2 separate regions of the Homo sapiens genome follow, and region 2 is linked to region 1. A link is a contact called in ENCODE Hi-C or POLR2A ChIA-PET data. All regions are on one chromosome and are shown on one strand. The core of a region is the stretch at or near the end of the contact, and the rest is flanking DNA. Distances in the headings are between cores, read along the strand shown.

What was found. A loop is a pair of places that touch in the nucleus more often than their neighbours do. ChIA-PET counts read pairs that join two places held with the same protein, here RNA polymerase II (POLR2A). Pooled maps may share reads with other maps.
Region 2: a loop to region 1 is called in a map of GM12878, with 4 times the contacts of the local background. The contact joins the promoter of VPS26C here to the enhancer-like site in region 1. A Hi-C loop is called at or near these places in 2 of 168 maps with a recorded cell type or tissue (GM12878 and naive thymus-derived CD4-positive, alpha-beta T cell), 13 of 37 single-sample maps with no recorded cell type and 13 of 50 pooled maps. POLR2A ChIA-PET finds 5 or more read pairs at or near these places in 5 of 52 experiments (GM12878, H1, MCF 10A and 2 more).

What each region holds. Positions count from the first base shown.
Region 1 is chr21:37,165,670-37,172,819 of GRCh38, reverse strand. It overlaps TTC3 (tetratricopeptide repeat domain 3), which reads right to left. Exons shown (of 46, transcript NM_001330683.2): 33 at 6,205-7,150; 34 at 5,200-5,265; 35 at 76-225. Among named protein-coding and RNA genes, the nearest start is that of TTC3-AS1, 25 kb to the left of the region's middle. Within about 2 kb of position 3,904, at least 2 of the 41 ENCODE cell types and tissues checked have a DNase peak (open chromatin) inside an H3K27ac peak, as active enhancers do.
Region 2 is chr21:37,264,298-37,271,447 of GRCh38, reverse strand. It overlaps VPS26C (VPS26 endosomal protein sorting factor C), which reads left to right and starts at 4,114. Exons shown (of 8, transcript NM_006052.2): 1 at 4,114-4,210. The coding sequence starts at 4,154. RefSeq lists silencers at 3,309-3,468, 4,209-4,518 and an enhancer at 4,009-4,068.

The DNA.
Region 1 (7,150 bases), core at 2,655-5,154:
CGCACAAGCACAGCTACACTCACATTCTCCTAACTATGCTACATGCAATTAAAGACAGGTTTCAGACAGGATTACCTTGTTTTCTTCTAAGTGCCTTTTCAACTTCTCTTCCAGGTCCCTGGTCTCTTCTAAGCCCTTAAGTTTTATCTGCTCATAATTTTCATACACTTCTTGAAGTTGGTCTTGTAATACTTGGTGCTCCTTTTCAATCCGTGAAATTTCCCCCTAAAAGTGAATTACAAAACAATCTATTAAAAATCATTTAAAATGCCTACTTATGATCTTGTTCTTTACTGTTTCTTAAAATAAACAAAGGAGAGTAAAAAGCAGATGAAAATTTACAAGGGAAATGTCACAATCATTCAGGAATTAAAAACCCCTAAACACTGCTTAGCAAAACCAGCACTTTTATAAATATAATCATTCATATTATTGAAATTCATAAATTCTCCAATCTATACTATAATTAGTTCTGAATATTTGCTTTAGAAGGGTTCAATACCAGATCAACAGTTTGATTTAAATGTCACTCTCCACAATTAACACCAACGATTATTTATTAGGTTTAAAAAGCTGCACATATTATACATATTTTAGATATAAACAGAACATTTTAACTTTGGCTTTACTTTTAGGTGTTTCAAATAAATAGTTGCTGGTTATTTCAAAATGACAAATTAAAATATTATCTATGAATTATTGTCAGTTATATTTCTTGCACCAGCTTAACAACAACAAAAAAAACCCCAAACCCAGAAACCATTCTGTTGGCAAACAATAAATGTCATTTATGTAATTATTTTTTAAAACCTTTCAAACTGCATATAACTCTGAAAGAGCATCTGTTTGATGCTGGCAGCTTCTCCAGCTGCAGGTAACTGTCCTCCCTGTGGCAGCCAGGCTTTAGAAATCTATCCCAGGCACAAACCTGGTCCAGCTCTGACATTTCCTGTACCTTCCCCCAATACCTTAGTATCTTTCAAGTGTAAAAAAGCAGGGAATCAAGTATTTGAAACTCTGTGAATGATCAGTTGGAGAACTGTGAATTATGGTCAGATTGACCATACATGCCCTTTTGCCTTGGAGCATGCCACTTTGTCTGCTCAGACCGAAAGTTTAGTACTATAAATAGAGTCCATGCTTAACTAAATTAATTAAACAGTCAACCTTACTATCAACCAGGAGCAAAACTTTATGGTTTAAGACTTTAGTTACCTCCATTTTAATTCTTAATTCAGCAAAAGGATCACAGTGAATAGTAACTTGCTGTCGTGAATGAATTTACATGCCCCAAATTACCAACAGAGACAGGCAGGAAGCTAAATGCCACCTCTATGTTATTACATTTAAACTTCACGATACTTCTGTGAGAAATACATTATGTTTGCCTTTAATAGATCAGAGAACCAAGTGATGCAACTTCTCAAAGTCCCAGGAGAAAGTAGCAATGCTGGGATTCAAATGCAATTCTCACTGGTTGAGAAGCCAGCAATCACCTATACTAGCATCAAGGTCCTAAAACTAACAGCTAATTTAAGAAAGCATTTGTGAACATTCCCATCACTGATAAAAACATTCATTTGATGGTCAAAAGCACTGACTCATTAAACAACAGAGCCTACCTGGTTTAAAGCTAAGCACAGCATAAGACTTCAACAACAGTAAACAGGCCAAAATGTTCACTATAAGACTGCCTGTAAGCATAAAAAGCTGATACAATCTAAATGTTCAACAACAAGAAATTGGTCAAATAAATGATCACACATTAATAAAATGGAAAACCAAGTATCCATTTAAAATGATGCTATAAATCGTATTTACTGATATGGAAACAAGTCTACAATATATTAATTGAAGCCTGCAAATTTCAAATAAAATATATATGCTGTGATCCCATCTTTTAAAAACTATTGTTTAATTATATGTAAATGTTCAAACATCCTGGAAGGCTACACATCAAAATATTAACATGAGTGATGGGAAGGTAGATGATTTTCAATTTCTCTTTCATAATTTTTGGTATTATTCATTTAAAAAATTTAAGAACTCTATATATTATTTTATCATTAGCAAAAACTAAACACTATTTGTACAAATAGCAGCAGGAAACACAAGCTCTGACCTTCTTCCTACTTAACTAGACATTGATCTTGTCAAACATTCCATATCTAACTATAGAACTGCTTTTTAAATGACAGCATGATATTTCATTTTATAGGTATATCATAATTTAACTAGTCCGCTATTGATGGAGGTTTAGATTGTATTCAATTTTCTGCTGATTCAAATACAGACAAAACAAACATACAAATCCCCTTGGCTCACTGGTCTCTCTATACATATATGAGTGCAGATCGATTCCTAACTGCCTTCCCAGAAATTTCAGTTTCACTATCTTTCAAAATGTGAATGATTGCTTTTCCTATTTCAAGTGGGGTGGGCATCTGTTTATATGTTTAAAAATCATCTGTATTTCTTTCATTGTGAATTGTCTATTCACATCCATTCTCATCTTTGTGACAGATTGTTGATCTTTTCCTTACTGATTTATAGAAACTTTGTTGTTAAGGAAATTAGTTCTCTATCTGTTTCACACTGCACATAATTTTCCTTGTTTCTCTCCTGTGTTTTGATATGTGTATGTGTATGTATTTGTTGTCATACATATGCTATGCATATAGGATATACACATTACATGCATGTGTATATGAATATAAACATTCTTTTTTCCCATGCTGTTTACTGATCTTACAAAAAATTTTTCCCGTTTTTTTCCTGGATACTTTTATAGGTCCATTTTTTATGCTAAAATCTTTAATCTGCCTGGAACTTATTTTGGTATAAGGAATGAGGTAGGGACCAAGATTGATTTTTTCTAGATGGCAATCCATTTCTCCTATGTATTTAATAATCCAGTTTTTGCTCACTGATAATTTGCCATCTTCGGTTTTGTTTTTTGTTTTTTTTTTTTTGAGACAGAGTCTCGCACTGTCGCCCGGGCTAGAGTGCAGTGGCGCAATCTTGGCTCACTGCAACCTGTGCCTCCTGGGTTCAAGCGATTCTCCTGCCTCAGCCTCCCAAGTAGCTGGGGTTACAGGTGTCCACCACCACGGCCAGCTAATTTTTTTTAATTTTAGTAGAGATGGGGTTTACTATGTTGGCCAGCTGGTCTCAAACTCCTAACCTCGTGATCCACCCACCTCAGCCTCCCAAAGTGCTGGGATTACAGGCATGAGCCACCACACCCAGCCAATCTACCATCTTGATTGACTGACTGAGATGGAGTCTCACTCTGTCGCCCAGGCTGGAGTACACTGGCGTGATCTTGGCTCACTGCAACCTCCGCCTCCCAGGTTCAAGCAATTCTCCTACCTCAGCCTCCCAAGTAGCTGGGATTACAGGTAAGCTACCACACCTGGCTAATTTTTGTATTTTTAGTAGAGACGGGGTTTCAACATGTTGGCCAGGCACTCTCATATTAATGGTCTATGTATGTGGTAATATAGATAGATTTATATTGTGTTTTGATATTTAGTTGCACAACTCCTTTTCTTAGTTTCTCTTCCATACCCATTCTTGATGTTCATTTTTACATATGAAGTTTAAAATCAATTTGTCTAGTTTCAAATTAATCCTGTGCAGTAACCAGGCCTCTTGTTAGTCACAGCCTTGTATAGACCTCTCCTACCATGTATCAGGGTTGGTGGATTGATCTATGTGACCAAGAGAATGCGCAGAAGTGATAATTTGTGACTTCCTAAAGCACTGCCGCTTCTGCCTGGTATCACACACTCTGGGAAAAGCCAGCCCCATGAGGTCAAGCAGGGCTAGGTGGAGGTCCACAAGGCAAGGAACTGAAGCTTCCTGACAACTGCCAACATCCGCTTGCCAGCCATGTGAGTGAGCTATCTTGGAAGTAGAACCTCTGGGCCCAGTTACTCCCGCAGATGACCAAGCCCTGGTCAACATCTTGGCTAGCTACATGAGAATCTCCAGAAGCATCCAACTAAACTGCTCCTGAATGCCTGACTTAGCGAAATTGTGAGATTTCACAATTGTGAAATATTTTACTGTTTTAAGCCACTAGCTTTTGAGGTTGTTTGTTATATATACAGCAATATACATAACTAATTTGCCCTGTTCATGTATATACTGGGATTGTGTTAAATTTTAAAAAGCTTTAGGGAGAACCAATCTCATTATCATAATATGTGTTCTTATCCAAGTACATGAAATATCTTTTCATTTAAGGCTTCTATGTGTCTCTCCATAGCATTTAAAAATTTTTCTTTATATACATTTAAGTATTTTATCTCTTTTTTGGTATTGAAAATATTTTCTTTCAACATACTTTCTAACAGGTAATTGTTTATATATATTTTTATATACAAGTATAGGTTTATATAGGTTAGTGTAGGTTTTCAGTTGATCATTTTGGATTTTCCTGGTACACAGCCCTAGCCTCTGTAAATAATGATACTCACATCTCCTCTTTTCTATCTTCTTTCTTTCTCATATCTGCTTTCTCAGTTAATATACCCAGGATAACAATAAATATTAATGGTGATGTTTTACCATTAAGCAAGATGATGGCTTTTGGCTTAAAATATTAGCATGTTGAGAAATATTCATCAATTCCCATTTTCTTACTAGTTTTGGTCAAGACAGTGACCTGAATTTTATCCAATACCTTTACAGCAACTTTGAGTTGATAAGACAACTTTTCTCTTATGATGCATATTAACGAACTAAATTATATTAGTAGGTTTTCTAATTGAATCATTATTATAGTAGAGAAGGTCTTTATCTTTCTGTATTATTCGCATGAATAAGCTTACTTATAAATTATTATATGCTCATTATACCAGTTAAAACAATAAAGCTGGCCAGCCTGGATGACAGTGAGACCGTGTCTCAAAAATAATTAAAATAAAAATAAATAAAATTTTAAAAATAATAAAATAAAACAATAACGCTGTTATAATTTGAAATAAGTATGCTGGAAAAAAATTACCTTTTCCTTCCCTTCTCAAATTTCAACAATAAAAACAAAATCATTTTTTTGTTATGTTCTCAAGCTTATTCCATGATAACTTTGTGTGGAATAAGCTGACTCCAAAATAGTTCTAGTTCATCATTCCATCTAGATAAATTAATGAAAACTAAACCTTTAAACAGTTTAATGTAATTTTGACTCACTTGTCGTTCCTCAAAAGGATTATATGGCTCAGTATTGACTTCTTGGTGTATTATGTTCCAAGATACCTGTGGGCAAAACAAAAAATAAAATTCACTTTATCTCAATCGCTCTAGTAAAATAAGCCCATCAAGTAGTAACACTTTAAAACACACCCACAATTTTTTCAAGTTTTTTTTCCCATTTAGATCATGTTCCATGCTTTCCGTAAACATGTATATTAGGAAAGTTATTTAGAATTAGCATATCTGGAAATGATTATGATCCATTGCTCTTAACCTATTTTTTTCAAAGCTTCCTAGAAAACATAATGAGTGGGGCAATTCAATAAGGATTTAATGAATTCATACCCTATAAAGGCAACCATAGGAGAATCTTGATTTCATCTCTTCCTTGTTAGGAAAGAACTCATACACATCCCTCTTGTTTCTACCTGGCTGTCTCTTTTTAACATTCTCATTCCTCCCCTGGTTTGACAGGAGAAGCTGGGCCTGTGTAGGTCAGAGTCTTCCTTTTTCCTTCTCTTTCTGAGGAGCTGCCAGCACATTTTCCCTTCCTCCTTCATGCGCTAAGTCCTATGGGGCAGGCACCCCACGCTGGAAGGCCTCCAGGTGGGCCCTCCTGTAACTGGCAGGTAAGGCACTGTGATGCAGGCTACACTTCCAGCTAGCACTTGAACTTTCCTACAAACAGCCACCTTCTCCTCCAGCACCTTTATTAATTCTTAGGATGACGTTTTGGCTCCACCTGCTGTCTTATTTCTCAATCTGTGTAGAATTTCAGTAGCAAAGATGGGTATTGTTTATTGGACCCAAGCTTCTTTCTGAGAAGATTACCTGTCATGCCTCACAAAAGAGTTCATATTTTAAAAGTATTTTCAGGCAAAAGCTTCAGTAATCATTATAAAGTCAATCAACTTTAAGGATTCTTGCAAATATAACGGCAATGAAAAATGAAAAGGAAAATTTAACTTCAGTATTAAGAAGACTTTTCTATTTAACTCTTACCTGTATGGCAACCATCTGCACGTGTGGAATGTTTGTTACTGCACTGGTGCTTTCTGGAATTACTTCACATTTGTTGTTAGAATTTCCACAGTGCTCATCATTTCTGTTAGACTCACTCAGGACTGTATGAGCATCACCTGTGCTGCAGTGTGACTTTACAGATATTCCCAAAGAGCCCTCAAGGATCTGTGTTTCAGAGGCAATCTGGTGACCAGCAACATTCTCAGCATTCAAATGATGACCCTCAAAATAGGCAGCAGCATTTTTATCTGCTCTGTCATTGGCTACAAAAGACGGCACCACTGGTACTGATCTTGGTAGCTGATATTCAGGAGAAAGGCTGGCCAAGGGTGTATATATGCTGGTGTACTGGGGCAAACCTGGTAACACGTTTATGTATGCTGGCGGTGTCTGGGTGATATCAAATCTCTGGAAAGGAAGATACGTACAGTATCCTGTGACCAAATGGGATTGAGCCCAATAAGTTGGTTTCACATCCTCAAGAACCGGTTTGGGGGAATTACAGGAGACTCGCTTGTAATTTGCATCCTCAGAGCCTGGTTTAGGAGAATTAGAAGAGACCCCTTTGGGTTGCCCATCCTCAGAAACTTGTCTAGAAGAATTGTCGGATACTGGTTTGGCCTTCACATCTTCACAAGCTGGCTTGGGAGAATTTGCAGACACAGGTTTGGGTTTCACATTTTCAAAAGCTGGTGCTGAAGATGAATCTGACACTGGTTTAGACTTTACATCTGGTTTAAATTCCCTAGCAGCTGGATTCAGTTGTAGTTTAACTCGTACATACTCCCCTGCTTTTGAAATTTCTTCTACTTTTGTTTTAATGTTTTTCTTCTTCCTTTTTTTCTTGAGCCGTGATGCAACCTTCTTCAGTGCAATACAGTTGTCAATCACAACAAAACGAGGGCATCCCAAGAGAAAAGGTTTT
Region 2 (7,150 bases), core at 2,865-5,364, 98 kb before region 1:
TTCCCATTTGATTGGCAGTCTTTTGTCCAGTCTTTTGATTAAGATCATGAGCCCCCCATTGTTATGCACCCAGGCGTTTGTTGTGTGCATGTATGTAGCGCATTGATCAGCAATTGCCTATATGAACTCTGGAGTCAGAATTGGTGGCTGCCACTTAGTTGCTCTATGACCTTGGGCAAGTACATTAATCTTTCTGTGCCTGTCTTCCCTTTTGTAAGGTGAGGAAATAGTAATTTTTCCTGTATCACAAGAGTGTCTTGAGGGTTATTATGAGGGTTATTATGAAACTAGCATAACTGGATTGTTGAGGTTAGGTTGCCAGAAGGCAGAATACGAGATGGAGATTTAACATGCAGGAAGTTTATTGGGGAGATGCTCTCAGGATCAACAGGCGCACAGGGTTTGGGTGTAGGAAGCAGGATTCAATGCGGAGCGTAGTGGTTTAAAATATGTCCTCAAATTCTTTGACCCTCCCTTCCATAGGTAGAGCTAAATTCCCCTTCCCAAATGGAATTAGTGGGATTTAGTGACTGTCTTCTGATGAAGAGAAGAAAAGTAGATGTCCTTCAGATACTTGGCCTCACAGGGCATTGCAGCTCCCTAATTGCACTCTCTCTTGATTGACTGGTCTGGGAGAAGCTAGCTGCCATACTGTGAGGCTTCTCAAGCAGCCTGTGGAGTGGAAGTGAGTGCTCCCAACCTCAGCCATGTGAGGGAGCCATCTTGGAACTGGATCTTCCAGCCGACAACAGGCCTTCAGACAACTGCAAGAATCTGACACCTTGAGCCAGGAACACCCAGGGAAGCTGCTCCTGAGTTCCCAACTCGCAGACATAATGAGACGTTTGTTATTTAAAGCTACTACAGATTGGAGTAATTTGCTACACATCAGTATTTAACTAATACTGGGAGTTTTGAATATGGAATGGTCCTTCAGAGTTGTCCTAAACTGGAACAACGGAGAGGCCTCTATATCCTAAATGGATTAATTGTCAAGTGTGGGCTGCCCCCTAGAAGGGGGAATGACCTTGGGCAAGGCAGTTTTCTTCATTAAAGCCAAGCTTTGAAGAGTGACTTAGCTGAAAACTGTTGAGACCAATACTCCTAGCAGCTCAGGGAACATGTCCTCCAGTCCTGCAGGAAGAGTCTGCGCAGAGAATCATAGCACCCACTTAAAGATGTTTAGTGGGACCTCTACTATTGTCCCAGAATTGGCACTAGGCTCACAATGGAAAACTACAGGCATAGTACTCCATCTCCTAATGAAAGATGCCTATAATTGGGGCCACTTCCCCCAGGGCTTAATAAAAAGCTGCAGATCTGGCCCCGCTTCCACCAAATACTTCCCCAGTCCTCTCCTCAATCTATACAGGAAGGCAGGGGAAGGAATGAAAGGAGGCAGTCGGTATTGCGGAGGACGGTGTTTCTGGTGGGAAGTGATGTAGCTGGGAAGGACATAGGACAATCTCTCCAAGGTATCAGAGGGCCTGCTGGAAGGGGAGTCTGGTATTCTATCTGTTGCCTGCAGATCTGTTCCTCCAGCACTCTTGCTGACTTATCCCTGTCTGTATGGCAAGGGGGAACAACAAAATTGAAGAGGGATATAGCAGGGGAGAGAGGAGTAGCCACGGGGTGGTCTTCAGTCCAGCCCTTTTGTGTGGCAAAGATGTGTATTTCTCCTGGGTCAAATTCTTCCTATGCGGAAGATAAATGGTCCTGAGTGATCTTGCCTGAGAGGCTGAGTGTACTGCCCGGTGCTGACGGCGGCGGGGGCGGGTGATGGAAAAGATCTCCCATGGAACTGTGCGGCAGGGAGAAGGCCCCACCCGACCTCCCCATCTGTACCCCACGAAAGGAATTTTAAACGAGACAGTTACCAGAGAGGCAGGAATCAACTAAGAAAATTCAGCAGTGGCTAGTTAAGAGATATTTGTCTCATTTTCTCTCCTCTTCCTTATCTCAACACAGAAGCCAGGCCTTGCAGAGGTACGTTGAGAAGTGTCTGCATGCCAGAACCACGCTTTGCACCTTCCCACTCACACTAAGGGATTTAGGGTCCCACTTGAGACATGAGATCGACACTTTAACACGGTCTGATTTTTGGTAACTCAAATGGACCAGAAAGTTAAGGTATCATCTAAGGTGTGAGTGAGGGATGGAAAAGATTTAAAAGGATAGCGATTGGAGGCTGGGCGCAGTGGCTCACCCCTGTAGTCCCAGCACTTTGGGAAGCCGAGACGGGTGGATCATGAGGTCAGGAGTTCGAGACCAGCATGGCCAACATGGTGAAACCCCATCTCTACTAATACAAAAATTAGCTGGGAATGGTGGCGCATGCCTGTAGTCCCAACTGCTCGGGAGGCTGAGGCAGGAGAATCGCTTGAACCTGGGAGGCGGAGGTTGCAGTGAACCAAGATAGCACCACTGCACTCCAGCCTGGGCGACAGAGCGAGACTCCGTCTCAACAACAAAACAAAACAAAAAAACCAAGTATACAATGTTGATACATGTGTTTCTTTTCCTGTTTCTCTGCAGTGTCTACTGAGATTGATTTTTTACCACTTGAAAATGATGGGTGAGTCTAGCGGAAAGGGATCCACTTCTTGAATTCAAATAGACTAGACTGTGATTTTCAAGTCCCTAATGAATTGTTCTAAAATCGCTGAGTTTTGAATTGCCAGGAAAACATTGAAGACAGAGACCAAAGCCCTGAGGGCAGAGAGGAGCTGCAAACCAAGACCTGAATATTTGAAAATACCATTTATTAACCTTCAAATGCAATTGTAGCTGCAGCACCATCACTGCTGGCCTGTAAAACATTTTATATTCTTAAGAGGGAGGCATTCGTGATACTAATTCTTTTTACAGATAGTTTCTGATGTTATCCCAAAAGCAATGCACTTTAAAAAATAATGATCAGAATCAAAGAATTTAAACAAAAAGCAAAGAATTTAAACAAAAAGCACTTTTCACCGCATTATTTAATTAAATCATTTGTCAAAATGAAATTTGACCTTCTGCTTATTGGCAAAATCCTCATTTATAACATTTACAAGAGATTTTAACTCAATAAACGAAGTACGTTAACAGTGCACTGCCCTGCCCTGCAGTAACGCCCCCCACCCCCACAAACTGTATCTGGGGTCAGCTGTTGCTGGGAATAAAAATAATAGGCAGATTCACTCCAGCTTTCAGTCTTTCATTTGCAACCAATCTCCAAGCCCCAGAGCCTGGGGGCCGTGCCTTTCCACCCTTCACGCGGGGCGCACGGATCTGAATATTTAACACCCGGTTCCAGGACACGCGCCTGGGGAACACCCACAATCCCTCGCGGCCCGCGGAGCCCGGCTGGCGGGTGACCCAGCGCCCGCGGCTCCGAGAGGAGCGAGGTCACCCGGCGCTTCCCGAGACCTTGGCCCTAGGCCCAGCTGGCGCTGGGACGCGAGGCAACCGAGCCGCCGGCCAATCAGCGCTTTGCAGGACTAGCACGCAGGGGCCGCACCCCTGAGGGTGACCGGAACCGCTCCCGCGGGAAGGGCAGGGTGCGGCGCCTGGCCGCAGACAGACAAGGGGGCGCCGGCTCTTCAGAACCCCAGGGAGAAAGCGGTGGAGGGCTAGAGTTGAGGAGACTAAGGACATTTGAGGAGGGCAGGCATTACCAAGTTAAAACCTCCTGAAAGACAACTCCATTGGGCGACCGTCTGCGCCGCACAGCCTGACGGGAGCGTCATCCTTCCTGCGCAGGCTGCAACCGACAGACAGGCTCGGCTCCGCCTCCAGCCGCGGGGCACGCGGGGAGAGCCGTTCCTCCCTCCCTCCGCTAACCCGGACAGCAAAGGAGCATTTCCGGCGTAAGACTGTCCCTACGGAAGGGGTGGGGCTAGCTTGGCCCCGTCTTTCACGCCCAGAGGGGGCGGGGTGAACCGTGACAGCGCTTCGGCCCGCACTAAGGCCGGCTCTTGTGCCGGAAGGAGGAAGGCGTGGGCATTCGCCCCTCGGAGCTAGGGAGTGTGTGCGACGCCGCTGCGAGGTCACGTGAGCCACTGCCGGCAGAGAGGGAAAGGGGCGGGGCCCAGAACGAAGCGGGGAGGCGCCCCTTGTTTCCCTGGGGTCACGCGCAGCCGGAAGTGGCGGCTGCTGCGGAGAATTGGAGATGGGGACCGCCCTGGACATCAAGATTAAAAGAGCGAATAAAGTTTATCACGCCGGGGTAAGTGGGGGCTGGGGGTGGGGATGGAGGTGGGGTTGGGCGGGTCTGCAGGTTCCGCTGTCTCCATCGCTCTGCGCACGTCCCGCGTCCCTAGGCGGGGCAGGGCTGTCCCGCCAGGTGCGTCTCCGCCAAGGTGGGTGCGTTCCCGCCAGGTGCGTCCCCGCCAGGTGCTTCCCGCGCGAGGCTGGCTGCCCTGCGAGGAGGCCCCAGGGCAGGCGCCGCCGCCGCATCTGCGGGACGTGCAGGGCAGGCGCCCAGCTCCGGGGCTGCGCTCTTCCCATCTGGCCCCTTGAACACCCGGCGGTGTTGGGTTCTCAGGCTTGAGCTCCCTCAGTGAGCGCTGAGGGCGGAGGAGTTGACGACCAAACTCCCCTTTCCCTCTCTCCTAAGGTGACCGCAAAGGTCTAATGAACGAAAGCTAAAACAAACCTTGGAAGCAGAAATGGGTATGTCTGGCGGCAGCATATATTAGATGGTAGTCACTTTTAACAACATACTAACATACTACGAAAGTTACTGCTTTTTCTGGTTTTATTCTTCGACTGACACAAAGGAATGGCTATTAAAATGCAAGTATAAAAAAGTAAAATCTTGACTATGCCATTAACAGGTTTTGTGACATTGGCCAGTCATTTAACCTCCTTGGGCCTCAGTGTCCTTATTTGCAAATGAGGGTGTTGTAAGGTTCCTCTAACTCGGGGAATCTCAACCCTTACTCTACATCAGAATCAGTCATCCTGGAGAATTTTAAAATATGATTGCTTGGGTTCCACTCCCAGCGATACCGGTGATATATGTGCAGCTAGGGTTGAAATCACAGCCCCAACACTCTTTGGAATAAAATTGATCGCAGTGGTTGGTCATATTAATGCAAAGTAATCTCAAAAGGGACAGAATTTCAGACAAAGGTCTTGGATGGATGCTAAAACTTTTGGGCAAAAGACAACTAGGGAAGCCTGCTCTTATTTACACAAGCTCAAATGGTCATCCCCTTGATGGTTAATTACAAAGGGAAAAATCTGGCCCGCGCGGTGGCTCACGCTTGTATTACCAGCACTTTGGGAGGCCGAGGCGGGCGGATCACCTGAGGTCAGGAGTTCGAGACCAGCCTGGCCAACATGGTGAAACCTGGTCTCTACTAAAAATACAAAAATTAACCGGGCGTGGTGGCGGACGCCTCTAATCCAAGCTACCAGGGAGGCTGAGGCAGAAAAATCGCTGGAACCCGGGAGGCGGAGGCTGCAGTGAGACGAGATTGTGCCACTGCACTCCAGCCTGGGCAACAGAGTGAGACCCCGTCTCAAAAAAAAAAAAAAAAAAAAAAAAAGAGAAAAAGCTACCTTTATAATGGAGAAATCTGGTAGTCACACTCCTCTAGCCAAGCACAACAATGAACACCACTTCACCATCACAACTAATGAGACGACTGACATTCGGTACCCCTTGGCATGATGCACAGAGAAGGCCACAACTCACCTATGTAGTATTCCTGCCAAAAATGTTTAATCCGTATCAGTTCATAAGGAAACAATAAGGAATATCCAAATTGAAGGGCATTCTGTGAAACAAGTAGCGTGGATTCTTCGGAAATATCAGTGTCAAAAAATAAAGGCGAGATAATTTTTCTAGACTATAAGACTAAAGGGACATGAGAACCAAATAGAATGCTTAATTTCTGATAAAATATAAATTCGACTATGGACTATAATTGTTGTATATTGGTGTTGAATTTCTCCAGTGTAATATTTATATTTTGGTTATGTAGAATACTCCACATGCTGAAGTATTTAGGATCAAAGTGTCAAGCCGTAGACTGTGCACATATGTTTATGCACATATGTGTATAGGAGAAAGAAAGTGAATGTGGCAAAATACTAACAATTGCTGAATGAAGTTAAAAGCTACATGGGTCTACTTTGTATTCTTTTTAAAAACAGCTTTATAAAGATAATTTAAAATACGAAATTTACCCTTTGAAAGTATACAATTCAGTAGTTTTTTAGTGTATTTGCAGAGTTGCACACCCATCACCACGATCTAATTCTAGAACATTTTCACCCCAAAAAGAAACCCTGAACCCATTAGCTGTCACTCCTCATTCCCCCTCCCTCCTGACCCCTGGCAGTCACAAATTGACTTTGTCTCTGGAGTTGCCTATTCTTGACATTTCATATAAATGGAATCGTACACTATGTGGCCCTTTTGACTGACAGGCTTCTTTTACTTCGAGTAATGTTCAGTGTTCATGCTTGTCATAGCATGAGTCAGTTCCTCATTCCTTTCTGTGGCTGAATAATATTCCATTGTATGGATAGATCATATTTTGTTTAACCACTGGTCTCTTGATGGACATTGGAGTTATTTCTACCTTTTCGCTATTAATAATGTTATGAACATTCTAGTACAAGTTTTTATGTGAGAGGATGTTTTCATTTCTCTTGGATATATACCTAGGAGTGGATTTTGCTGAGCTACTTTAACTTTTTGAAGAGTTGCCAAATTATTTTCCAAAAATGTCTGCACCACTTTACAGTCTACCAGCACTGTATGACGGTTCCAATTTTTCCACTACTTTGTATTCTCGTAACTTTTCTGGAGCTTGGAAATGTTTCAAAATAACAATGGGAGGGCAGTGACAGGAGACTATATATGCATTTAACTTTAGTATTCATTATTTCATTAACAAGTTAGCATGTTCTCTTCAGAAATGTTACTCCAGCTGGGATGCTGAGATATTTTCTGTGGTTTTAAATATGATACAAGTAATGAAAAGTACATTAGAAAAGACACAAGCAGTGGAATGGTAAAGTTGCCCCAGCAGAAGTCATACACAGCCAGGACCACTTCCTGCGGGTCACAGAGTTGAAGACAGAGTCAGCTCTGTCCCTTAGACTACATCTCCTGGTGCTAGTATAAGGAACAGCATCTGCAATTGATGGC